Regions from separate parts of the Mus musculus genome. Here region 2 is linked to region 1. The links are chromatin loops, found by intact Hi-C in ENCODE. Cell type or tissue: gastrocnemius. All regions are shown on one strand. Links, peaks and the distances in the headings refer to the core of each region. The heading gives the core; the rest is flanking DNA.

Evidence for each region. A loop is a pair of places that touch in the nucleus more often than their neighbours do. Peaks named below come from ENCODE experiments on the same cell type or tissue, not always from the same donor. Only the 100,000 strongest peaks of a DNase experiment are listed, where the experiment ranks them.
Region 2: a loop joins it to region 1, with 2.0 times the contacts of the local background. A loop is called at or near these places in 2 of 42 quality-filtered maps.

What each region holds. Positions count from the first base shown.
Region 1 is chr10:59,611,185-59,628,372 of GRCm38, forward strand. Mcu (mitochondrial calcium uniporter) reads right to left here and starts at 5,508. Exons shown (of 8, transcript NM_001033259.4): 1 at 5,340-5,508. The coding sequence starts at 5,486. It also overlaps the pseudogene Gm51790. In gastrocnemius, for the core only: a CTCF peak has its summit at 4,809; DNase peaks (open chromatin) are centred at 3,146, 5,140 and 5,564; H3K4me3 peaks cover 3,267 bases; H3K27ac peaks cover 4,037 bases.
Region 2 is chr10:59,843,500-59,851,499 of GRCm38, forward strand. The region is part of intron 10 of Micu1 (mitochondrial calcium uptake 1); the gene reads left to right. Among named protein-coding and RNA genes, the nearest start is that of Gm23803, 30 kb to the left of the region's middle. In gastrocnemius, for the core only: a CTCF peak has its summit at 3,128 (motif pointing left); no DNase peak of the experiment used is centred there; H3K4me3 peaks cover 1,461 bases; H3K27ac peaks cover 3,083 bases.

The DNA of each region.
Region 1 (17,188 bases), core at 1-8,000:
TCATTAGGGGCTCTATGTTCCATCCAATAGATGACTGTGAGCATCCATTTCTGTATTTGCCAGGCACTGGTATAGCCTCACAAGAGATAGTTATATCAGGGTCCTGTCAGTAAAATATTGCTGGCATATGCAATACTATCTGGGTTTGGTGGATGTATATGGGATGGGTCCCCAGGTGGAGCAGTCTCTGGATGGTCCTTTCTTTTGTCTCAGCTCCGAACTTTGTCTCTGTAACTCCTTCCAAAGGTATTTTGTTACCCATTCTAAGAAGGAACAAAGTATCCACTCGTTGGTCTTCCTTTCCCTAACCTAAAGAAAGAGATGCCCATGAACATACAAGAAGCCTACAGAACTCCAAATAAACTGGACCAGAAAAGAAATTCCTCCTGGCAGGTGTTTCTTAAGCTTGATGCGTATCAGAGAACACTTGCTCAAGCCTGACTCACGCTCTGCACTTACTCTAAGAATTACACCCTAGATAACTTTTTTTTCCAACTCACCTTTTAAAACCAGTGTTAACACTTTAGAGCAAAATCCACAACCATGTAATTTAGAAGGAAAAGAACTGGACGGGGGAATAGAGAAAGTAACAGGCCTTCTCAGCTCTGCATTCACGGATACCATGAAAATCCATTCCATCACTCTCAGGTGCCTGCATCCTCTAAGGCAGAGGTCCTCCACCTTCCTAATGCTGTGACCCCTTAATACCGTTCCTCATGCTGTGCTGACCCCCAACCATATCATTATGTTCATTGCGACTTCATAACTGTAGTTTTGCTACTGCTATGAGTTGTAATGTAAATATTTGTGTTTTCCAATGGCTTCAGGAGACCCTGTAAAAAGGTTGTTCAATTCCCTACCCAGGGGTCATGACCCACACGTTGAGAACTACGGCTCTAAGGGCTTCTGGGTTCTGTTCTAGAATTACTTGTGTACAATAATTATAATATTCCGAATAACATACTCTAGTAGTTTAAATGTGTCCATGAGCCCTGGCTTAGCATTAATCAGTCCAATTAAGAAAAAAGGTTCAAAAGCTGAGCACATATCCTAAAATAGTAAAATATATTCTTGGCCTCAATCCCAGTGAAGAGTCCCATAGTGGCACCATACTGTAGAAGACCTAACAGGAGGTATGTGAAGCCCCAACATAAGATAGAAAGGTTGGCTGTCACTTTATTGTCTTTGACTACATAATTCTTAATGGTGAATTTTCTGTTTAGTTTTTTTTTTCTTGTATGAAGAGTTTCACAGAGCATAAGATAAAGTTCTCGGAGCCTTAAAATGATCAAATAATCAGAATTTGATGAATAAATCCATGTTCATTCACTAAAATATTTTACAGGATTCAAAATAAATAAGATTTTTAAGATGAAAGTAAAACAAGTGTGTTCTAAACCAATTCACCCAGGACCCTCAGTAGTCCAACACTTTAGTAGACAGAAAACAACCTGTTTGGAATCTAATGGAAGCATATATTCCTAATAATCTGGGTAATTGTCGTTATTTTAACTGATTATGAACAGAAAGCTACTGGTCACCACAGAGCTAACAGATTGAGTACACTGTCAATCTGCATCCTGAATGTAATAAATTCTATTAGGATTTAGATTGGAGAACGGAAAAAATTATGAGGCAGGAATCACCAAAGTTAAGATATAAACCAAGCCTTCCATTTAAAGTAAGCTCAATCCCGGCTTTCTTATTTGCCACAAATATAACCTCAGATGTCACTCCTCTGTTTTATTAGATTTATGAAGTGAGGGAGTTAGACTTGCAAGGAGTTTTATTTATGTCAGTGTCTGGCCTGAAATGGACCTTAGACATAAGTGGAATGACTGGGGGTTGTTATGGCTGAAGCTCAGACGCAGAATCTGCTTAACAGTGCATATGTATGGAACACTTGAGGCCAGTGCTGAAGCCAGCTCAAATACAGAATTTTTGTGCATGAATGCAGCATAGAAAGAAAAAAAAAAAAAAAAAAAAAAAAAAAAAAAAAAACAGAAACTGACCAGGAGAAACTCAAGAGAATTAGGGTTTGAGACTAGAATTCTCATCCAGGATCGCATGCAGGAGGATCACTGCAAGTTCAAGACCAGCTTGGACTGACTGCATAGGTAGCTGGAAGCCAGCCTTGGCTGTATACTCCCCTCGGGAAGGTGCAGGAAGTGGGGCAGAGGGGATCTGTGTATTAAACAAAGTAGCCTCAGGTAAGTTGCAATAGTATTACTGCCAGGACACTGCAAAGTGTGGAGAGGAGGAGCTACAAATTGTAACAGTGTAACGGCAGCTTATGATTTTGTAACTGGGCCCAGAGGCTGACCACTAGGAACTGCCAACATTCAGGCTGTCCTAATCCCCGGTGAAGCGGTTTGATTTAGCAAAGGAACTGCACAGCCCACAGTGAAAGGCAGCTCCCCTCCAAGGAGCATCTTTGGAAATAGCAGCCACCTTCACTAATCACACAGGAAGGGTCGCAACAAACAGCTATAGTCACTGTAGGTGCTCTGGAGTTAGATCATAGCAGGCTCTTTATACAAGAAGTAAAGCCACACTACATGGTGCAAAAAACAAACAAACAAACAACCCTGGAAAAGCCATTGATCTTTACTCCTATGTATTCCATTGACAGCTGCTCTAAAGTCAGAGTGCATGGATGCACATTTTTAGTCTCAGCTAGGTGGGAAACTGAGGCAGGGGGCATCCCTTTAAAGCCAGGAACTAGAGGACTGCCTGGGCAACAAAGTAAGGCTTGATTTCAAACCCTGTGTTGGAGAGAAGGCTGGACTACATTTTAATGGGGGAGTTATGCTTATAACTGTGCAACCACGTTGACCATTTTATTCAAGTTCTATTTGATCTACGCTCCTTTTAAAACGATGACTCTTGGCTGGCTGAGCACGGTGGCACATGCCTATAATCCCAACACCAGAGAGAGGAAGAGCAAGAAAAGAGGCCACTGGACCTCCACTATATAGTGAGACCCTGTCCCAAACAAACAAACAAACAAACAAATGTGACTCAAGCCAAGAAGCAGCAGCAGCTATTATTAGCTATGACCCTTGGCTCCAATTTGCTGTCCCTACTACTGCTGAATAGGAGTGCCACAAGCTGGGCTTGTGATCGGGTTCGATGCAGACTGCCATCTGCTGCACACACGGGATGTGTCCGCTTGGCCCCAGTGCCTCCCCAGGTAGGATCAAGTGGTTTATTCCATAGTCTCCTACCACATGTGTCTCAAAACCATATCCACTTAGCGATTCCTACTCCTGGAGACTGTGGAACACAAAGACTTCCCTGGCAGACAAAGGGTTAATTTTATAAGAGAAGGGAGAGATACAAAGGCAACTGTAGTTTAGGATACAATAAAAAGAAGACCAAGAGGGCAGCAGTCTTCTCAGCTGCGCAATCTTGGCCAAGTCTTTCTCTTTTCTGGGCCTCAATTTCAGGCTTGAAATATCAAGAGTTAAATCCGTAAGAGGCATCTTTCAAACGGAATGCCACATGAAGAATCATAGAAAATCGGATGGGGGTACCTTCATGATGGCTTTAGAGCAACTGGAACAGAAATTCAGAATCTGCTTCTACGTGTTGAAACAAGCACGTTCACCTCTTTTCAAACCTTGGACTCCTAAGTTCATTTACAAGTCACCATTTCCATGACAACACTTCTGCCCTTCAAAAATAACACTTCATTTTTAATTGTGCTTTCAGTTACAGATTCAGTTCATCACTTTTACCCACCCCAGAATAGCACAGAAGAATATTGTCTGAAGTAGCTCTACAAGGAAGACACACACAGAGACCGGTGCATCTGAGGCACACATTTTCAAACACCACTTGAATACCACACCCAAACAGTATTAAGAACAAACTGCAAAATCGGAGGATGCTTCATTGGAAAACAAAGATAGCTCGGGAAATTTTCCAATAGTTCAGAGGGAAAAGACTGCCATCACATTTTGGGGGTGGCCTGTATGTCTTTCAGAGAACATAACTGGAGGCTATCATACATGCAAATCAGAATTGAACTATAGAAAAACTCGGCTCTCACCCAAAAGCTTTAGCAAAGCAATGTCAGTATGCCAAATATGAAAAAGTACAATCTTCTCACAAGAAGGAAGCTCAGGTCCATCACTACCACTAATAATAGCAATACTATCTTGTATTCTCAGCGCCTCGGTTCTTTTCATAGTGCGTTCCCACAATTTTATGCTACCACAGGTCTAGGGCTATCCTCTCTGCAAAGCTCTAGTCCTTTCCTCTTAGGAGACAGGGAAACAGAACAAGACAGATCATGATGCACGGGCTGAAGGCAGCACCTTCTCTATTGGGCCAGCTGCAGTGAGCCTTCTCATCACACTACACAAGTTCACCTTATGAAATTAAACCTACACTTGTTCTCTCAAGAGTTGGCCAGAGACCAACACATATGGGCCTCGAAAGTCCAAAGGAAGGGAACCTGCTGACCTGTTAGGTCAAGAACTCCATGCCAAGCTCAGGTACCATACCGCCAACACTACACATACACACGCCCCTGGGCTACTGACAGAATTCCTTCTTTGCCAAGCAATGAAACCCGGCAAGAACTGATTAATGGAATCACTAAATCTCTCCCTCTGTGAACAACTTGCCATGCCGCCTCTCTTGTGCCTGCTGCCCTTCCTTTGGGCACGCGTGCACAACCCTCGGAAGGGACCACCGGGATCTTTAAGAACCCGAGGGGATGGTGTTTGCCTCCTGAAGCAATGCAGCATCCACCTCGAGGAAGCAGAACACGCACAGGCAGGGGACCTGATCAGAGAAGGATAAAGTTTGATTTTCCTCCCTGCGTGTTCCTAGGGGGCCGGGAGAGGGCGAGGCAGCAGCCTCCTGGGGTCCCGGGGTGCTCTCCGGGGACAGTTCCCAGCAGCATGGCACTGCCACTCTCCTGACACACCGGCAACCGCGGCAACTCCGGACGCTCCAACCCGCCCAGAGGAGGTGAGAAGGGGACAACTTGCACCGGGCTCAGTTCGGGAGCATTGGAGCAAAGCTGTCAGAAACGACGGAAGGAGGGACCGAGCCCGGAGGCGGGTCAGGGAGAGGTTCAAGTCCCGTGCCTTCCCCGCCCTGGCGTCCCCAGTCCTGCGGGAACATCCCTGCTGTCGCCCCTCCTCCTCCTCTCCTGCCTCCCGCCCGCCCTGCCTTCTCCGCCGCCGCCGCAGGCGCTGAAGGACACGGCGGCTCGGTGGCCCGCCACCCCGGGGCGGCCGCGAGTTGAGGGAAGTCGCCGGGCGCCCCGGCCTGCCCGCGGCTCCCCACGCCGCCCCGCCCTCCCCGGAGCCGCGCTCGCTCACCGTCCGGTGCTGCTGGTGCGGCCGGTGGCGGCTGACGCCCAGCCCGGGAAAGCAGCCGGCAGTCAGCGCTCCGCAGCCGCCGGCGCCCCCGCCGCCGCCCCGGGAGCAGAGCAGCAGCAGGAGCGATCTACCTGCGGCGGCCGCCATCTCTCAACTGGAAACGGCGCTGGCCCAGGCAGCGCAGCGGACGGCAGGGGCGTGGCCAAGACCCGCCACTCAGCCTCACTAGGCCAATTGCAGTCCTGAGTCAAGCCTCTGAGGCGGGGCTTCCTGCAAAGTCCAATCAAAAGGCGGGAGAATCCCGGCTTCGGGCTGTCTGTCACTTCCAGAGTTACCTTACGGGCAAATTCTAGGGGACCGGTCTCTGGCGTTCGAGCCTCTGGGAATGGAGCAGTAAGGGATTGCCCGTTCGATTTGGCTAATCTTTACCAAGTGACTTGATAAGAGAGCTAGGGGAAATAGATACCTGTGCAGAGCTTGTTCCGAGTTGAGTTCTGAGTGTTCTAAGTTGTCTGCCTAAGCACCCAACTGGTCATTTTAAGGAGGTTGGCTACAACTCTCGACCGCATGTCTAAAGTTAGCATCCATAACAGATAGCATTTGGATGTGCCGAGACTAACCCTGAATTGTAAAGTTATCCAATGGCAGTGCTGTGTAGCATGGTATTAGGTAGAATGGTTGTAGCTTCAAACTCCCAGGATGAGTACCTGCCATTGGGCTGAATGAACAGAACGCTACACAATTGAAACATCTGATTCTTTTCCCCAGCACCCTTAGATCCGCATTCCTCTCTAAAAGCAACACTGTTCGTTACCATGTTTGACCTTGGTCTCCCTTTTAAAATAAACTACAAAAACAGAAGACGCCAGCAATGTAATAAAGCCATGTAAAGATGAACCAAGTTTCATAATTTTGCTAAGATAGCAAGTAGAACACAGTTGAGAATAACTTTTTTTTGCGGGGGGGTCGGGGATACGGGGGACTGTCATTATGTTGCCCAGCCTGACCGGCAATGCTCTATGTAGCCCAGGATGACCTCAAACTCACCTCCAACCTCACCATCCCCAGTGCTGGGGGTTATAGGTATGGACCATCACACCCAGCGTAGAATTACCCTTTTTGTTGTTGTTGTTGTTTTGTTGTAGTACTTCGGATTTTTGTTGAGATTAAGTCATACTACATCCTGAGGCTAGCCTTGAACTTATGATCGTCCTGCCTCAGCCTCCTGAGTGCTATGATCACAAGCATGAACCATCATGCCTGGCTTGGACTGACCTCACTCAACTTTCTCTTGAAAACACGACTTGCCACAGGACAAGGTTTCTCAACCGATGGGTCGCGACCCTTTGCGTCAAAAGTTTTTTTCACAAGAGTTTCCCAAGGCTATCCTAAAACACAGGTATTTACATTATGATTCAAAGCAGTGGTAAAATTACAGATATGAGATAGCAACAAAAACAGTGTTATGGTTTAAGGTCACCACAGTATGAGGAAATGTATTAAGGGGTCACAACATTAGGAGGGTTGAGAACCACTACACAAGAAACTAAGTTCCTAGCAATGGTTCGTTGAATGTGGTGTAACAAAGGAAACCTGCAGTTCCTCTACTTTCTTAGACTTCCGAGCTGTTTCTTATTAAGAGCCACTCAATTCTTTCAGCTCCTTTTTAAAATCCAAGTGGGGGAAGGTTTAGATTTTTAAAAATTCTAATAAACATCACTGTAGGCTATATAACCCTACATGAAGTTTTAAAAATTAAAATTTGTATTACTTGTTCTAATAATATTCTTTAAAGTTTGACTAGAATTTGCTTCCTTGGCCAACTTCTCAGTTAATTCTTTGGCCAGAAAAGTAAGATGGTGGGTTTCTCCTGGTGACCCCCAAAGAGCTTTAAGTTCCACAAGAGAAACCTGGGACCTGAGGAATGAGCTCCATCTCAACAGCTGAATGCAACAAGCCCCCATTTGGAATTCTTGGCATTGCTGGAACAACTTCAGTCACAACTGCCTTTTACCCATCTATAGTTACCAACACAGCATCTCAAGTATTTAGCCATACTGCACATTCCCTTCTCTCTGTCTCGCCTTTGGGTTTTAGATTGTTTTCTTCTTCTTCTTCTTCTTCTTCTTCTTCTTCTTCTTCTTCTTCTTCTTCTTCTTCTTCTTCTTCTTCTTCTTCCTCTCTTCCTCTTCCTCTTCCTCTTCCTCCTCCTCCTCCTCTTCCTTCTTCTTTGATAACTCCAGGCCCTGGCCAAGAGTGTTCCATCTCTGTCTCTGCTTTACACTTTGGGAAATCTCACTAGAATTGCCGTTCTTCTGTTTTTCCAATGTCTACCCTGCACTACTGAGATTTAGTCCTGGGCATTAGAAAAAAGAACCACATTCAGTACTGGCCAGTCACAGTAGCATACACCTGTGATCACATAACTCGGGAAGCTGAAGCAGGAGGACTTCTGTGATTAGGAGGCCATCTTGGACTACATAGCTAGATGTTTGGGGGAAATATAAAACAAAAGAAAACAACCTGGGGGAAAAGTCACAGTGTTTTTTTTTAATGTACATATCTGAAACTAGAGGCATTGCTGTATTCCAAAATATATCATCTCATATCTATGAAAATTAAATCTCTGATGCCCCTACCTTAGGCTACATATAGCATCTACCAGTACACCACGATCTTATAATGTAGATCTAACAATTGAACTAAACAACTGTCATTTATCTTCACCCAGGAAAAGAAGTGAAATAAAACCTTCCCTCGGTGGCAGAGGACTACAGGGACTGGTTGGCCAGGCTTACTACGGAGAAAGGGTTCAGCAGAACGGAGTCCTCAAACCTAAGATGGACCCTTTGCCACTCATGTGTCAGGGACGCGCTGGCCATTCTAGACGTAACACATCTTTAAAGAAGGACACACACTTGGTGAGAAGTTGAAGATAACCTCCATATCTTCCAATAAAGTGCCTGCCAAGTAAATTAGACTTCAATCGCTTAACAAAATATTATCCAACCATATACAAAAGTTAACTATCCACAGATCAACCATATTGGCACACGTGCTACATCCCAGCACTTGGGAGGCTGAGGCAAAATTACAAGTTCCTGGAGTACATAGTGAAAAATTATCTCAAAAAAAAAGGGGGGGGGTGTTGGCATGTTCTTATAATCCAACCTTAGGAAAGCTCAGGTAGGAAGATGGCCAAGTTTAAAGCCAACCTGGGCTACACAGACAAAACTCTAGTTCATCTATCTCAAATATAAAAAATAAACAACAACAAAAAGAATTGTCCTGTCTACACTTTCACACTTAATCAAAAGACCAAGAAATGATGTACTTATTCTTTATTAAAGTAAACTGGGCATAGCGGCACATACCGCTAATGTCAGTGGTTGGGAAATAGAAGCAAGGTCAAGTCTGGAGTGCAAGGCCATCCTCAGTTCCTAGAGTTCAAGACCAGGCTGGGCTATGTGCGGCGCTGTCTTCAGAAAAGAAAAAAGAAAGAAAGAAAAAAAGAAAGAAAGAAAAGAATACAGTAGTTCTGTGCTTTTTTTTTTTTTTTTTGGTTTGGCTGAAATCGTGTATGAGATATAAAACTATAAATAATATAGTATGCATGATTATTTTGAAATCACACTTAACATGGGAGCCGGTGAGTTGACTCAGCAGGTAGAGGGGCTTGCTGCACCTGTCTGACAACTTGAGTTTGGTCTGGAACCCAAGAAAGGTAGAAAAAGAGAACTATCTCTCAAAAGGTGTCATATAACCTCCGTCCATGCTCTGTGTTGTGCACTCACGCACACAATAATAATAATAAAAATAAATATGCAAAACAATTTTAACATCATAGATAGGGCTGAGCATGGTGGCACATGCCTTTAATCCCAACTCGTGATGAGAGGCCAAATCTTTTAAGTTCAGACTCCATTTTAGAGAACCTGATCTAAGTTTGAACTCAGGCAAACAGGCTGGTACCTAGCATTAGTGTCCAAGTTGCCCCCCAACAAAATCCCAGCCTAGCTACGGTCTCTAGGTTAACCCCCAATAAGGCCAGTGTCCCCAGGTTACAACCTCAACAAGACCAGCATCTCCAGGTTATTCCCCCAACAAACCTGCACCCCCAGGTTACAAGCCCACCTCCTGCCTAACGACCACCAATGCAGAGGGAAGCAGAAATTAAGTTTATAATATGACTCCAACACCAGCCACAGTAGCTTTCCAATTAGATGCTTGCACACTTAGCCCCTGCTCGCTGCTTACTATAAAGCCTTGCCCTGATAGATATTCAATAGATATTCGGGGCTTCCACCACCGCCAAAACTATCCTGCATGATGGTGGTGCACTGGGGGATGGGGGAGGAGGTAGCTCAAATAGAATAAAGACCCTGCTGTGAGTTGCATCAGGTCGGCTCCTGTCTGTTTTTTGGGGGGCATCACTAACACTTCCCTGGCACTACAGTGAGAGGCAGAAGCAGGAAGATCTCTGTGAGTTCAAGGCCAACCTGTCCTACCTCAAATGTGTCCCGGTTCCAAACTGGTCAGGACAATATAGTAAGACCCCACCTTTAATTTATATATATACATATATATAATATATGTGTATATATATATATAAAATAACTCAGGTGGTGAATTTAAAGGAATAAATAGGAAGACACGTTGCCTTGGGGAAGTTTTGAGGGACACCTGCTCTTTTAAGTGATTTAAATTGTTCCCACCTGCATATTAATTTTATAATTTAAAAACATGCCATTAAAACATACTCAGTTGAACATTAATTTCTATGCCAATCCTTAAAAAAAAAAAAAACAGATTGCTTCTTTTTTAAAAAAAGCTAAAACGAATCAGAGTGTATTTCTTGGAGCATGAAACTTTAACCCATTTCCCTACTAAACCGTACACTGAAGTCAGCTCCCAGCTATGATTCAACGCAAAGGAATATTTACCCAAGGGTTCCAGAACAGGTAGGGTGGCCAGGTGAAGCACACGCACTGACTTGAGCAAGCAAACACGACGGGACTCTCCTCAGAGATTTGGGGGCTGTGTTTCCTGGTTCACCGATAATGTGAAGTATTATCTGCGTGCTAGCAGTAGTTCTGAGTGAACAGGAAAGAGTACATCCAAACAAAGGGCAGAAGGAAAGGCTGCAGCTTTCAGATGTTAGGGGAGCCCCTCCCTGGGCCGACCCTATCTGTCCTTTATGTTTGCTTCATTCTCTCAGGACGTCATCACACATTTCTCTTGCCTACCTCCGTTAGGAGCAACCTCTCCATCACCACAACCAAGTTCCTGAGACTTCCTCCTTTCAGTGCTCCTTGCTGTTCTTTCTCTGCACAGTAACTATTTCTAGTTCATCTGCACAGTAAATATTTCTAGTCAGTGTAGATGAGAGAGGTTCAACTACCTTTAAAGGCTTCTTTGTATATAACATACACATATATGAAAAACACTGATATACAATATGAGATATAAATATAATGTAGTGTATTATTATGATACGTTATATATCATAACCTATGTAAACTATATTACTTTACATATATACATGTATGTATATACATATGTACATTTACATGTATACATTATATGTATATATGTGTATATATAACATACACAATATATTATATCTTTTCCTCTATATATCTGCTTTCACTTCATCATACACAGAAGCACACCCATGCTCTCCTTGTTTTTCCTTATTCCCTCCAATACTCCCACTTGTCCCAACTCTAACACAGACCGACTCCAAGTCAGAAATGTATTTACTTATCCCTCTAAAAATGCTTGTTAGTGGGAGGCTCAGGCCCTGATTTCCAAAGGAATGACTGACTCCATATTTTATAACTCAATCAGCCTGTGGTCTAATCTTATTTTCTGTCGGCAACATGCAAGCCTCGATCTTTTTTTCTTTCATGCACAGAACCCGCAAGGAGACACTGAGGTGAGCAGGGCAGGAATTGTTCAGGTAGATTGCCTTTGTTCCTGTTTCTCAGAATCCGGGAGCCTGGCAGCAAATTTTAAGGCTGTCTTTCATTTTGCGGTAGATTGGCTCACGCCCTTTTGTAGTCTTTGATATTTACTAGACTTTTGGATCTAGGAAGTCTTTTGTCTCTCTCTAGAGTGACCAAAGCTATTAATTTTGTATTCAAATATAGCACACCTCCTAAGTACATAAGAATTCAGCTCCCATGGCTATGAAACTCAGCACCGTCCAGAGTAATAAAAAGACCCGGCTGACATGGAATGGAATCCCAAATAGTGAAGTGACTCCTTGCTTAGCAGTCGCTTCTCATAAACCTGTTTCCCGTGCCCTGGGCTCTCTCAAAAGCCATCCCAACCATCTGTGCTTCTGTAAGTGGGGGTGGGGAATATAACCTTCTCTGAAAATAAACGTCTAGGTAAAACTTAAGTCTCCTTGCAAGCGCCCCTAACTTTGTATCCCAGTAGCTTAGTGCCAGATGTGATAACTGTTCTGTGATCATTAGGCCTTTTGGATTGTTAAAGACCAAGTCTGGCATAGCCAAGGATAACCACATACTAGCTAGCGTAACTGATAGGAGATGCTACAAGAAACTCTCACTAGACCTGTCTGATCACTATAGTTTGACTGACTCAGCCACAGATCTCCTACATGTATCCTGCAGCAGAATTCCTCCTGTCAAGTGGAATTTTTTTTTTTTCCTGCAGTGGGCTATCCTGTAAGAGAATTCCTTACGTGGAACTATCTTTGTCCTACGGGACTCCTCCAGGTTTAGGGATGCCAATCTGGCAAGTTACCTAAAGCTAATTCCAGACAATGCCAGTTCTTCCTTCAACTGTCTGTTCTTCACAACACTTAAATTTATAGACAGCTCCGATGAGACTATCTAAAAGAATTTCACAAAGCAGAATAGTCTAAAAGAACCTTCGTGGGCTGGTTTCTAGCCACACGAATCTGCCTACTTCAAGGTGAGATACATCTTTAATATCATGCTGAGTTTGGCCCAAATTTCAGCTCCTCTGAATCTAAACTAAGTTACTGTCAAAACTAATATATTTCTCCTCAGTTTGGATGGATTGGACACCACCATCATCAGGACTGACTTCCAGGGGAAAGCGTGAAGGTTCTGGGTCATAGGCTGCAGTTGGTGGGAAGCAGGGGGTAGAGGAAGTTGTGGGTGGGAGCGTGGGCTTTGCCAATGAACAACAGGTGCAAGCACGGCTCTTTAAATTTAGCCACTGCTCTTGGCATCCTGTCTCCAGCATCCCGTCACTTACGGCAACTACTGCTGATTTGGAAAGGATCAAGGGACAGATAGGAGGAGGGATCCTATTTGTTAAAGTCAAAAGGAGGGGAGAGTTAACTTTTACAAAAACCAGCCAAAGGAATGGAAAAACAAAAAACAAAAAAACACTGGCCCTCGGAAAATATACACAGTTAAAAGGAATGAAAGGGGAGGGAAATTATTCAGAGATGATAATCATTAGCAAATCATCCTTAATTAAGCACTTTGAAAGTCACTCTTAGCTGCCAGAATGTGGGAGCAAAAATCACATAAGATTTGGATGGAAACTCAGAAAATAATAACTAGTAATCCCAAATGTGGGTGAGAGAAGGGGGATAACCTGGATAGGTCAGTGCATTTATCATCCCATAAGCCTGTCAATCAAATGGAGGCTCCCATGCTAGGAAAGCTAGGCAAAGGTATGAGACTCAAGCACTCCCCGAATTCTTCTTGCTTACGCATTTCTTTTTCTGAGATATTCACTTAATTCTCATAACCTTGACCTTGAAATGGAACCCATTTTTTTCCACCTAGCATTTACCCATCACTGAAACGAATGAAAAGTCTCCCTCTCCCCCACCCTTGGCAGGGGACCACCACTATCATGAGTGATGCAGTAATGATGCAGAGCAGGAAGTTCATGTCTGATCATCTGCTACAGAGGATGTCCTTCACCCTGGGAAGGCAACGGTAGAAAAGACAGGAATTCGAGAAAGGCTAGCCAAAATGTACAAAACCACACCAGAGGCCATCTTTGGTAGTGGCGGGACAGCTGGCTTCACATGATGGAAGGTTCTTGGCACTATGCAAAGAAGAATGAGCCTAAACGCAGGCTTGTGAGACACAGAGTTTATGGGCTGGAGAGATGGCTCAGCGGTTAAGAGCACTGACGGCTCTTCCAGAGGTCATGAGTTAAATTCCCAGCAACCACATGGTGACTCACAACCATCTGTAATGGGATCCAATGCCCTCTTCTGGTGTGTCTGAAGACAGAGACAGTGTACTCACATAAATAAAATAAATAAATATTAAAAAAAAAAAGACACGGCATTTACTGAATGAAAATGACATGAGCACTTCAGAGTATGTTTGAGGAGAAAACTTTTTATTGTAGATCTGAGGGGGAATTCGGCCAGAGGCATCTGGAAGGGTCCAGACTAAACTGGGCCAAGAGGGGGCTGGGGGGTAGGGAGAGAAGGGGGAGGGGAGAAGGGAGAAAGAGAGGGAGAGGGAGAAACCAAGGGGCCAAGAGAGCACCCAAGAGGCAAGATTATATAGAAATGAGAAGCTGGGGAACCAGCAAAGCCCAGCCCCTGGACAGGAGATGTTATGGGTAGGGGGCGGGGTAGGCAGTGTGGGAGGAGCCACAGGTACCGCCTTGTCTAGGTTTCTTTGGGATCTGACATTTATGAGAAGAAAGACCTCCAAAAACTGGGGAAAGGAATGCAAGAACAGAATGAAGAAGGTTCAGGACACTGCAAAGGCCGATGTTGGTGCTGGCAAAAAGCGAGTGGAGACCGGCTGCAGCTAAAGGCCAGGAGACTCTGGCCTGATCTGCCTCGATGGTGCCAACATCTAAGGACAGTGCTAATAGACTAAAAGCTTGTGTGTGTGTGTGTGTGTGTGTGTGTGTGTGTGTGTGTGTGTGTGGAGAGAGAGAGAGAGAGAGGGAAGACCTCTAGAATGATCTTTGCGTATTAACACAGCATAAATTTAAAGCACACTACTAACACAATAATCACCCAACCAACATTACTGAAGTCATCAAAAAGTTACAGTGGGTTTTTTCCCTTTGTTTGGCTTTTTTGCGGTTGTTTTGTGTTGCTGTTAGTTTTGTGTTACAGAGTCTAATTCTATTTAACTAAGGTTAACTATTTCACCATTCAGAGGGCAAACAAAAAATCGAGATTCTGATTAGATGATTAGAAGACACGATGCCAGGATAGTTCAGGACCTGCCGGGCTGCACAGCGATTTGTAGGCCAGCCTGAACTATCAGAAGAGACTCTGTCTCACAAAAGCTAAAACTTCAACAAAAAGCACCATGTTTCTTTTTTCATGCCTTTCTTTCTTAAAAAATGTCTTTCTGAAGTTGAACCAGGGCCATGGGTGTCCCCAGTGTCAGAGGAAGAGAGCTCAGTGGGTAAACTGCTCTCCAGGTATGTTAGGATCTCAGTTTGATATTCAGAACCCACGTTTTTAGAACCATGAGCATGAAGGTGCACACTTACAATCCCAGCCTTAGGGGATGAGGTGGAGGGAGGCAGAGATGAGGGGACACTGAGGCTTGCTGGTTAGCCTAGCTGAGTCAACAAATCCTAGGTCTGTGCAAAACTCTAATATGCCTACACACATACACGCACACACCATACACACATACATACACATACCACCACACATACCACACTACCACACATGTACACACACATACACATACCACCACACATACCACACTACCACACATATACACATACCACACACACACATGCACATACTGTAACACACACAGACACATACACACACCATACACACACACCACACCATGCCACACACATACAGACACACCACACACACACACATACACATGAACATACCATGCATACACAGACACATACACACATACAAACACCATCTCACACACATACACATACACCTTTCACAGACACACAGACACACACCAAACATACATACACTTAGACACACACCACTCACATATACACAGAGACACACACACAGAGACACAAATGACTAACACACACAGAGTCTTGTCCTCTCACAAGAGGGAGAATGGGAATTTAATGGACTGTTTTTTTGTTTGTTGAGGCATTACAATAAGATCAACATGGTAATTCCATTCCTGGGGCCATTTATTCAAAAGAAGTACATTTTGAACTGCCAAGGCTGCTCAAGCATCATTGAGAACACTGGGATGATGGATTCCAGAGAGCTTCTAGCCAAAATACACAAAGAATTCTTACAAACCATGGGCAAGAGACTTGAATAGATACTTTACAAGAGAAGACTTCTAAACAACCCAGAAAGCAATAGGAAGGGGGCGTGACTTCATTACCAACCAATTAGATACAAACCAAACCCACAATGCTATAGCCCTTCAAGACCAGGGAAATGGTTAAAATGAGAAAGATACAGAAGATGCTAAATTTTCACAAGAATCTGGAACAACCATGAGGCTCATAGGCCAGTAAACACTGATACAGCCGCTGTTACCAGAACACAGATACTGTTGATCAGTTGCACAGAGATGACATAAAATAAAGCGTCAACGAGGGCCCCTTTTCTTAGGTTTAATAATTCCAGTGGACTCCCTTTGTTCGCTCAGCCGCAGGGGAGGGGACTGTGTCTAGCAGTTGTTGTCCTGTAGCCTTTATCCATCAGTTTCTTTCCTGTCTTTTCAATGGCTTAAGATCTTTGTGGCTAGGCTAGGGTGTAGCTCAGTGGGAGAGCGCCTGCCTGGCAGTTTTCAGGCCTTGGGCCTTGGTGATCTGGATCACGCAGGCCAGGGCTGCATAAACTGACTGGCTCTTGTTACTGGAAGTGGACTGTGGCAGTCAGGATTTTGAGATTAATGATATACACCTTTTAAAAAAACATTTTTGTTCATCTTTTGAAATTTTTATACTATACTTTGGTCATATTCTTTCCCCTCCCCCAACTCCTCCCAGATCCTCCACCTCCTTCCTACCCACCCAGCTTCCAGTTCTTTCTCTTACTGTGTGCCTTTAACCCTAGCACTCAGGAGGTAGAGGTAGGAAGACCACAAGTTCAAGGCCATCCTCAACTACAAAGAAAGTTGGAGGCTAACCTGAGCTACAGACCCTGTCTCAAAATATATATAAATTGATAATTATGAAGTAAATTATATTTGTTCAAAGTCTAATATGAGTCAGGCTTGTAGCAGATGTAATCCTATCATCTTGGAGGCAGAGACAAGAGGACCATGAGGTCAAGTCTACCCTGAGCTTCACAGTGAGTCTCTGTCTCAAAAACTTTAAAAAAAAAAAGTGAGCTAGCTGTTGTCTCTGGATTTAAGGACAGTTTTGATCCCCATCTTTGGACTGAGTTTCTCAGCAGTGAGAAAATTGACACTGGTGCTCAGTACCAAGCAGTTTAGTCCACCTGTCACCTAATTATCACCTATGGCGAGTGTGACTGAAGTACCTGTTTGACAAGTGTCTGGAGGGCACAAATACCCACAGCACACTCCCAGCCCATGGTAACGATGGTGTCTATGATTGCCCAGGTGCCCGAAACCCAGGCTCTTGTTACTGTGGCAGCGAGGATTTTGAGATTAAAGCTATACAACTTAAAAATGGTTTTTATTCTTTTTTTTCCCCCTTAAACTCTCATACAATATATTTTGGATCATAATCTTCACTTCCTTTTCCCAACTCTTCCCAGATCCTCCACCACTTCCCTACCTGCTCAACTTCATGTTCTTTCTCTTCAAAACCAAATAAACACACACACACACACACACACACACACACACACACACACACAAACAACAAAAAACAATATGGAGTCCAGTGGGTGTACACTAAGCCCTCCCAAGCATGGGACCTGTACA
Region 2 (8,000 bases), core at 1-8,000, 230 kb after region 1:
GCTTCTCCCTAAGCACACACCCCCCCCTGGCTTTTAATATGCTAATGTTTGTACCCTCAGGAGGGTACGGTTCCCAGGTTCCCAGCCCAATACCTTCACTACCTTACAGATTAAAGCTCGCCTCAGCAGTTCAAGGCGTCCTGACAGGCAGCAGGTGCAGAGCCCAATACCTTCACTACCTTACAGATTAAAGCTCGCCTCAGCAGTTCAAGGCGTCCTGACAGGCAGCAGGTGCAGACCGATGGGCGCACTCCATCAGTGGACATGATCCCGTCCTCATACCGGAAGTTTCCTGAGGTGGTGGCGGTTGCTTAGTTGTTTTGTTGTATTGTGTTATTGTTGTTGTTTGTATGAACCACGTGGTAGCAACTCAGATAAGAATGAAGTGTCCCCCGGTGGTTTCTGACCTCCTGAAGACACGGTCTCCAGGAAAGACTGAATTTCCTCTCTAGGTCATTTCTCATTTAGTACATAAGAACAACCAACTCTTACTGTGCATGCAAACCCATAAAATTAAGTGTATCACCTCTGACGGGCTGCCTGAGTTATGGAAGCAATCTGCTGAAAACGGTTATGGGAAATTGAACATGACTCCCTCCCTAGCACCTTCCTGTGATGGAACAGTTGGATTCGAGCTGGAGCTTAAGAATGAGCTATGGCCTCTAAATCTCAAAGCATGTCTTGTTTCTGCCAGAAAAGTAAAGGGTCTCCAGGTGCCAGAGCCCCGGTGGAAAGCACCCCAGGATGTTAGCATTAGATGTAATCCCTGGGGGGGGTCCACTCATGGGGGCCCAGCACATCACAGCTGGGGCGGTCGGAGGGGCTGCAGGGCTCCAGCTGGGGTGGTAGGAGAGGCCACATCGGTCAACTGTCAGGCAGCAGAGAGATGAACACAGCTGCCCAGGTCGCTTTCTCCTCTTCTGACTTTTTTTTCTGGCCCAACCTATTGGATCACCTCACCTTCAGAATAGGTCTTCCTCCTCAGTTAGGCCTTCTCGCAGACATGCCCAAAGGTGTGTCTCCTAGGTGACTAACTCCAGTAGTGATGGCAGTGAACATTAGCCATCTTGTTACAGCCCAGAGTTACGCGCAAATCCAGGTGAAAGTGGACTAATTTATAATTATCAGATAAATTTAAAGTCAGAGAAAATCTGTCAGATTCCCAAAAGAAAGGGCGGGGGGGGGGGCTTTTATTTCCTTGTTAGAAAATTTAAAACTTAATTAGACCTCGGCTAGTGCCTCTCCCGAATCTCATTTGAGCAGTGAGGCGCTGTAGTTGCGCAAAGGAATAGCACAGCGAAAAATCGAGGGCAGCTATAAATAAAGTGTGACCTGAGGAGCCTGGGACTTTCCCAGTCATAAACTGTGCCCACGGGCCAGCTCTACTTGCTTCTGAGCAATAAAGGCCAGTGCTGCAGCTGAAATACACTGATAGTCGCTGGTGACTAGCGACTGGGGTGGTTGAGAGCCTGGGTGCTGCCTCTGGAGCCCCTGCTCAGATCTTTTTGTGCAGTTTTGGTTGGTTTTTTAGATTTATTTTTATTTTATGTGATCTGAGTAGTTTGCTTTTGTGTATGTCCTGCATGTGTGTCTACACATGACATGCATGTCTGGTGCCTGCAGAGGTTGGGGGTTCCCTGGAACTGGAGCTACAGACTGTTGTGATCTGCGGTCTGCCATGTGGGGTTCTGGGTTTCGAACTTGGGTCCTAGAACTAGATCCTCTGGAAGAGCAACCAGTACTCTTAACCATTGAGCCACCTCTGCAGCCCCTCTGCTCAGACCTTAAGGGGGCTTGCAATCAAGGTTTTCAGTTGTTAGCAGAATCCTGTTCATTTCTATGTGGGACTGAGTCATCTTTCTCCTGCTGGCTATTGATTCTCCATGGGCCACAGCAAGTCCAGCCATGTAACAGTTCTCGGTCCAGCCATGTAACAGTTCTCGGTCCAGCCACTCCCTTCTTCTAAAATTGCTACAGTAGATTCCTGTAGAAAGAGGTCAGGAGAGTGACCTGCCTATCACCATTGCCATGTAAACTAACCTAACAGCAGGTGTGTTATGTCATATTCAGAGGCCTGCCTCCATTAAACAAGATGGAGATGCTGGGGTAACTCAGCAGTCTGTGTGCCACACCAACCAGTAATTCCAGATATAGCCCTGGCTGTCCTGGAACTCACTCTGTAGACAAGGCTGGCCTCGACCTCAGAAATCCACCTGCCTCTGCCTCCCAAGTGCTAGGATTAAAGATGTGCGTCACCACTGCCCAGCTAGTTTTATCCTTTTTTTAGACTTTAAAAGATATGGGTATGGGGCACATATAAGGAAAGGGAGGTAGGTGAGAGAGAGAGAGAGTGCGTGTGTGTGTGTGTGTGTGTGTGTGTGCGTGCGTGCGTGCGTGCGTGTGTGTGTGTGTGTGTGTGTGTGTGTGTGTAAGCCCACAGAAGTCAAAAGACGGCATCCGGTCCCTTGGTACTGAACCTGGGTCCTCTGGGGAGCAGTACACACTCCTAACTGCTGAGCCAGCTCCCCAGCCCCTCGTTTCTTCTTTGTAGGCTCCTTGAGATATGGACATTGTAACTGACTGACGCTATTAGATCATTAAAAAGGAAAAGGAAACAACTTGGCTGTCATAAAGTTTTAGGAGTGGAAGGGAGTTTAGAAATCGTTTTGATTAAACTCCTACTTTATTGTTCCTAACAGTAAAGTCATTCACTATGGAGGAAAATGACTTGCCCAGATCACAGCTAGTGTGGTACAAACCAGGGCAGAAACTGAGGGTCAGAGCTTCACACCTGTGTTGTCAGTAATGATGGTGATCAGAGTGAGCTGGGATATTAGAAAAGAGACTCCAGGCTGGGCGGTGGTGGTGCACGCCTTTAATCCCAGCACTCAGGAGGCTGAGGCAGACGGATCTCTGAGGCCAGCCTGATCTACAGAGTGAGTTCCAGGACAGCCAGAACTATGCAGAGAAGTCCTGTCTCGGAAAACCATAAAAAGGAAAGTGAGAAGGAAGGGAAAGAAGAAGGGAAAGAGATGCCAGGCTGGAGAAACTGCTCCTCTCTCCCGGCACTGGTGTGGGCGCTCACAAGCATCTGTAGCTCTAGTTCCAGGGAATCTGACGCCCTCTTCTGGCCTCCTTAGGCCCAGGCATGTACACAATAGGCACATATGCAGAGAAAACACCCACACACCTATAATAATGCAAGATTTTTAGTTGTTTTAAAAGATGTTCAACACTTTTAAGTGACAACAGAAAGAGAAGAAAATTCAAAGCAAGGCTCCTGCAGACAGCCTAGGCGGACCGTGGAGGTAGGAGTGTTACAGACATGTAGTGGGAGGGGATTAGAACTTAAAGGAGCTTCAGTTGATAAACTCTGGCAGCTCGTGAAAAGCAGGCAGGCAGTCCCCTGCCCCCTGCTCATCCCTGTATGTTGTAAAAACCTTGTTCTATGAAGGAAATGCTGACCAGGATCCCACTGTCTTAAGACAAAGTCATTAATTTTTAAAGTAAAATTACTCACAGTGTAGGCAAGGAAGCTCAAAATCCAAAATAAATGTTTGCTTCATGAGGGATTTTCCATGCAAAGACCTGATTTATTTTCTCAAATTTAAAGTCACTCAGCATTCTAAAGATTGACCCTGCCTTGACCACATCACTGTGCATATATGATGGGTTTGTAAAACTCATAGGCACCCTGAGGAGGAGAGATGCCTTAGAGAATCGTGACTACTGGTTGGAGACTGGGAGGAGCGTAAGCTGCCAGCACTCAAGTCAGCCGACATTATAGTCCACTGAGGAACAGACCAGAAAAGAAAGGTGACAAGAAGTATGGGTCAACATGATGGCGCAGCAGATGAGGGCACTTGCTGTTAAGCCCGATGACATGAGTTCGATCCCCACCACCCACACAGTAGAAAAGAGAGAAGCAATTCCTACAAGTTGTCCTTCAGCCTCTGTACACACACACACACACACACACACACACACACACATACACACACACTAAATACATGCTTTTTAAAAAATCTTTTAGGTACTGGAGACATGGCTCAGCAATAAAGAGATTGTAAAAATCTTGCAGGGGACCTGGGTTTGATTCCCAGAACCCAAAATTAAGAGGCTCACTACTGCCTGAAACTCCAGCTCCAAAGCTATCTGATGCCTTTGGCCTCTGAAGGCATGTGCACACACACACACACCCTATCTGCTTCCTGGAGACCAAGGTTTACTACCGTGAGCAGCCTATGAAAATAAGCGAGAGTCTTCCAGGTAATTTCGACACACTGAATTATAACGTGTCTATAGCCATCGGTGTTAGCCTTCACTGGAGCAAGCATCACAGTCCATCAAGAGTACAGTGTTATACAGAAGGAGCCCCCCTGCAGATAGAGGGTAGAAGAGAGCAGGAGCAAAACACAGGATACGGCCATCTCCAGGATGCTACAGCCGTCCTGTCCTGGGAGGCTCACTCTGCAGCTGCTCCGGGATGCTGTTTGTGCTCTGGGATGGAAATATTTTTCAGCCGAGGTGCTGAATGAGCCTTTTCAGGGAAAGAGGGAAAGAAGAAGAAGAAGAAGAGAGTCTTTTATGTGCATGTGTCTGAGAGAGATACTGCTGGTGGCCTCTCAGCGGTAAAGGCACCACTGCCCACAGCTGAGAGCAAGACTCCGCTCCTACACCGTCAGAATTTTGAAATAAGTGAAGAAGGCATTACCTAACCAGAAATAATTTCCTAACCAGGCTTAGTGGCTCACAACTCTAACACCAGGGTCCCGAAGGCTGAGGCAAGCCAGACAGTGTAGGCCTTTAATCTCAGCACTAGGGGAGGTAGCAGCCAGTGGATCTCTGGGAGTTCAGGACAGCCTGGACTACAGAGTGAGTTCCAGGACAGCTAGAGCTATGCAGAAAAAAGTCTCAAAGAAGGAAAAAAAGAAAAGAAAAGAAGTCTGAGGCAGGCGGATCCAGGAAGCTGAATTTGAGGTTACCCTGGCAAGACCCTGGTCTGGTCTCAGTGTGTGACTGGCCTCTGATGAAATCCCTCCTGGTATGCCTGTCCCTCTGCACCATAGTTCCAGATCTGAGTGAGGCCTCTGCACTCTCCTGCTGTCCATACTGACATCACTGACCTCCCCATCCCTGCCCCTCACCACCCCACGTCCCACGCTCTCACAAACCACACAAACCGGAAGCAGTCTCCTCCCAGACACAGAGCGCTTGTGTGGCTCAGCACACCAGGTATTTCTTCTCCTTAGCAGTGTCCGGGCTGGCCCCTTCTACTCTGGAACTGTCTCTGGTATGTCTGTCCCGTAGCCTTTCACCTGAAAACATTAACTGCCTAGCCAGGCAGGGTAGGACATGCCTATGGTCACAGGAGCCCAGCAGTCTGAGATCGCCCAACAACACATCTTTAAAAAATAAAATAAAATAAAATAAACTCCTTCCATTTTTAGACACGATGTGATAGGATTTTCAGTAAAGCTAAGCACAGCACTGTACAATGCAATAAACCTTACAACTAAGTCAGCCCGAGCCAGTTTAAGCAAAGAGCCCACTGTGGCTCATCTGAGCTGCGCTTGGTTTTGGTAGGTAGCACTTAGTGTCAGCTAGCGGGTGGGGCCGACTGTGTCACCTCGGACAGGCAGGCCGCCTGATCACACAGAGGTTGTCAGCAGCCTGTACCATGCAGAGCCAGTACCACACAGAGCAGGCGTTGTCCTCTTACTGTGAAGGCGCTGGCTGTGTTGCTCTTAGTTCTCCTGAATCTTAGTTCTTTCCCCACCAGTCACCCCAAAACTGTGTCAGAATGTGTGTGTGTGTGTCTGTGTGTGTGTGTGTGTGTGTGTTCCAGCTGCCAGGGTGGCTTAGAAGTTACAAAACAGAAAAAAGACACATTCAAGAAAGGACCCCCATCTTCCCCTCACTCCCCCCTCCCCCCACCCCCTCCTGTGTAGAAGCAAGCCTTCCCAGGGCTGAAGTATCGTCCCCTCCCCCCACCTCACCTTGGCAAGCACAAGCCAGCTTTTTAATTTTCTCCCCTGCAGTCCAGTAGGGCATGACTGACTAATCACATGACAGACCAGCTCAGGACATCACCGTAACCCGCAGGGTCACCTTTCCACACACCTTCACAGGGGGAAGAGACAAGCAGCTCTAACTGGGTCGCATGGAGAACAGCGCCCGCCCCTCACCCTGGGCCACCTCTGTGACTTGTGCTTTTCATGAGGTTGTTGTCCTCCTACACATTTTTAGTTGTCACTTCAGTTGTCAACGTGTGTTCCAAGGGCACAACGTGTGACCCTCACTGCAGAACACAGTCAGATCCGTGGTCTATTGGGTACCGCCAACCCCCAGTCCTGGCTGTCACCCCTCCCTGACACAAGGCACTGAGGGTGCCCTAACTTGGCTTTTCTTTTATCTGGACTCTGTCCCTTTAGGATGACAGAGGTGGAAAGGAACTGGTACCATCCAGGTGAGAGGCCAAATGTGTATAGGGAAAGAACAGTGGAATATGTAGGCTCTGCAGCCACTAGCTTTGTGACCCTGGCAAGTCACTTAAGTCCCTGGGTCTCTCATTGTCTCTGTGTCTTCTGGCTCTAAGAGCCTGTGGTTTTATGTGGACCTGTGAATTTTATCATTCTGAGTGGCCTGAGTGCATGGTAAATTTTATGTAACCTAATTTCTGACGTATTATTTTATCACAGAAACTTAGCATGAGTCTTTCCACTGTTGAGGTGACCAGTCATGGACCACACCAGATGCACCTGGAACAGTTCAGACGCTGCCCAGACTTGTCAGAACAAAGGGCAGCAGATTTTGAGTGGCAGGATTTTGCCGAATCTCCCCCATCCCAACCTTAAGTGGATGTAGGTCCCTGGGAAGATGAGTAGAAAGGTCACCTGTGATCCTTGAGAACCTAAGCTGTCTCTTTCCTGGGACCCTCAATTCCAGCACTCAGGAGGCAGAGGCAGAAGGGTCTCTGTGAGCTCAGGCCAGCTGGGGCTTTACAATGAAACCCTGTTGTAGTGGCTATTCCTGGTTGTCAACTTGACAATATTTGGAATGAACTACAATTCGGAATTGGAAGGCTCACCAGTGACCCTTATCTGGAGGCTTGGAGATCCTTATCTGGATCTTGGTTTGAAGATCTTGAGCCATAGTGGCTATGGATTCCAGAAGATTGAATCTCCGAGTTAAGGAACACACCTTTAATCTGGGCTATGCCTTTCATCTGGGATTAAAGGTGTGGTGGAACACACCTTTAATCTGGGCTACACCTTTTGCTGGAGACAATATAAGGACATTGGAAGAAGGGAGTCTAGCTCTTGCTCTTGCTCTTGCTCCTTTGCCTGCTTGCTGCGTGAGACTGAGTAACTGCTAGATCCTTGGACTTCCATTCACAGCTGCGACTGAACAATTGTTGGGAATTCGGCTGCCGACTGTAAGTCATCAATAAATTCCTTTACTATTTAGAGATTATCCATAAGTTCTGTGACTCTAGAGAACCCTGACTAATACAGAAGTTGGTACCAGGAGTGGTTCTAGAGTAACAGAAGTACAAGGATGAATCTTTTAAAATACTGGAATTGGCTTGTTGATCCACCAGCACTTTCAAATATTGAAACCTCTCCAGATTCTCTCCCTCCTGGGAGCTCAGAGAATTTTGAAGACCCATGGTTGAAACTATATTCCGAACTTAAAGAAGCTAATGCCCTTGATTTTCTTAATGAATTAGGTGATTCAGTGCACAAAGCTTTCTACAAGATGGGGAAAAAATCGAAAAATGATTTTACTGGCTGGCTGCTCTTAGTATCTGTGGAAAAAATGATGAATGAAAGGAAGGAGTTGTGTGATAAAATCGAAAGGCTCCAGACACAAGTAAACGATCTAAAAGTTGCTAAGTGTGTCCTTGAGGAGAATCTTCTCTCTTGTAGCAATAGAGCTCAAGTTGCAGAAAATCAAACAGAAACTCTCATTGTAAGGTTGGCTGAACTACAGAGAAA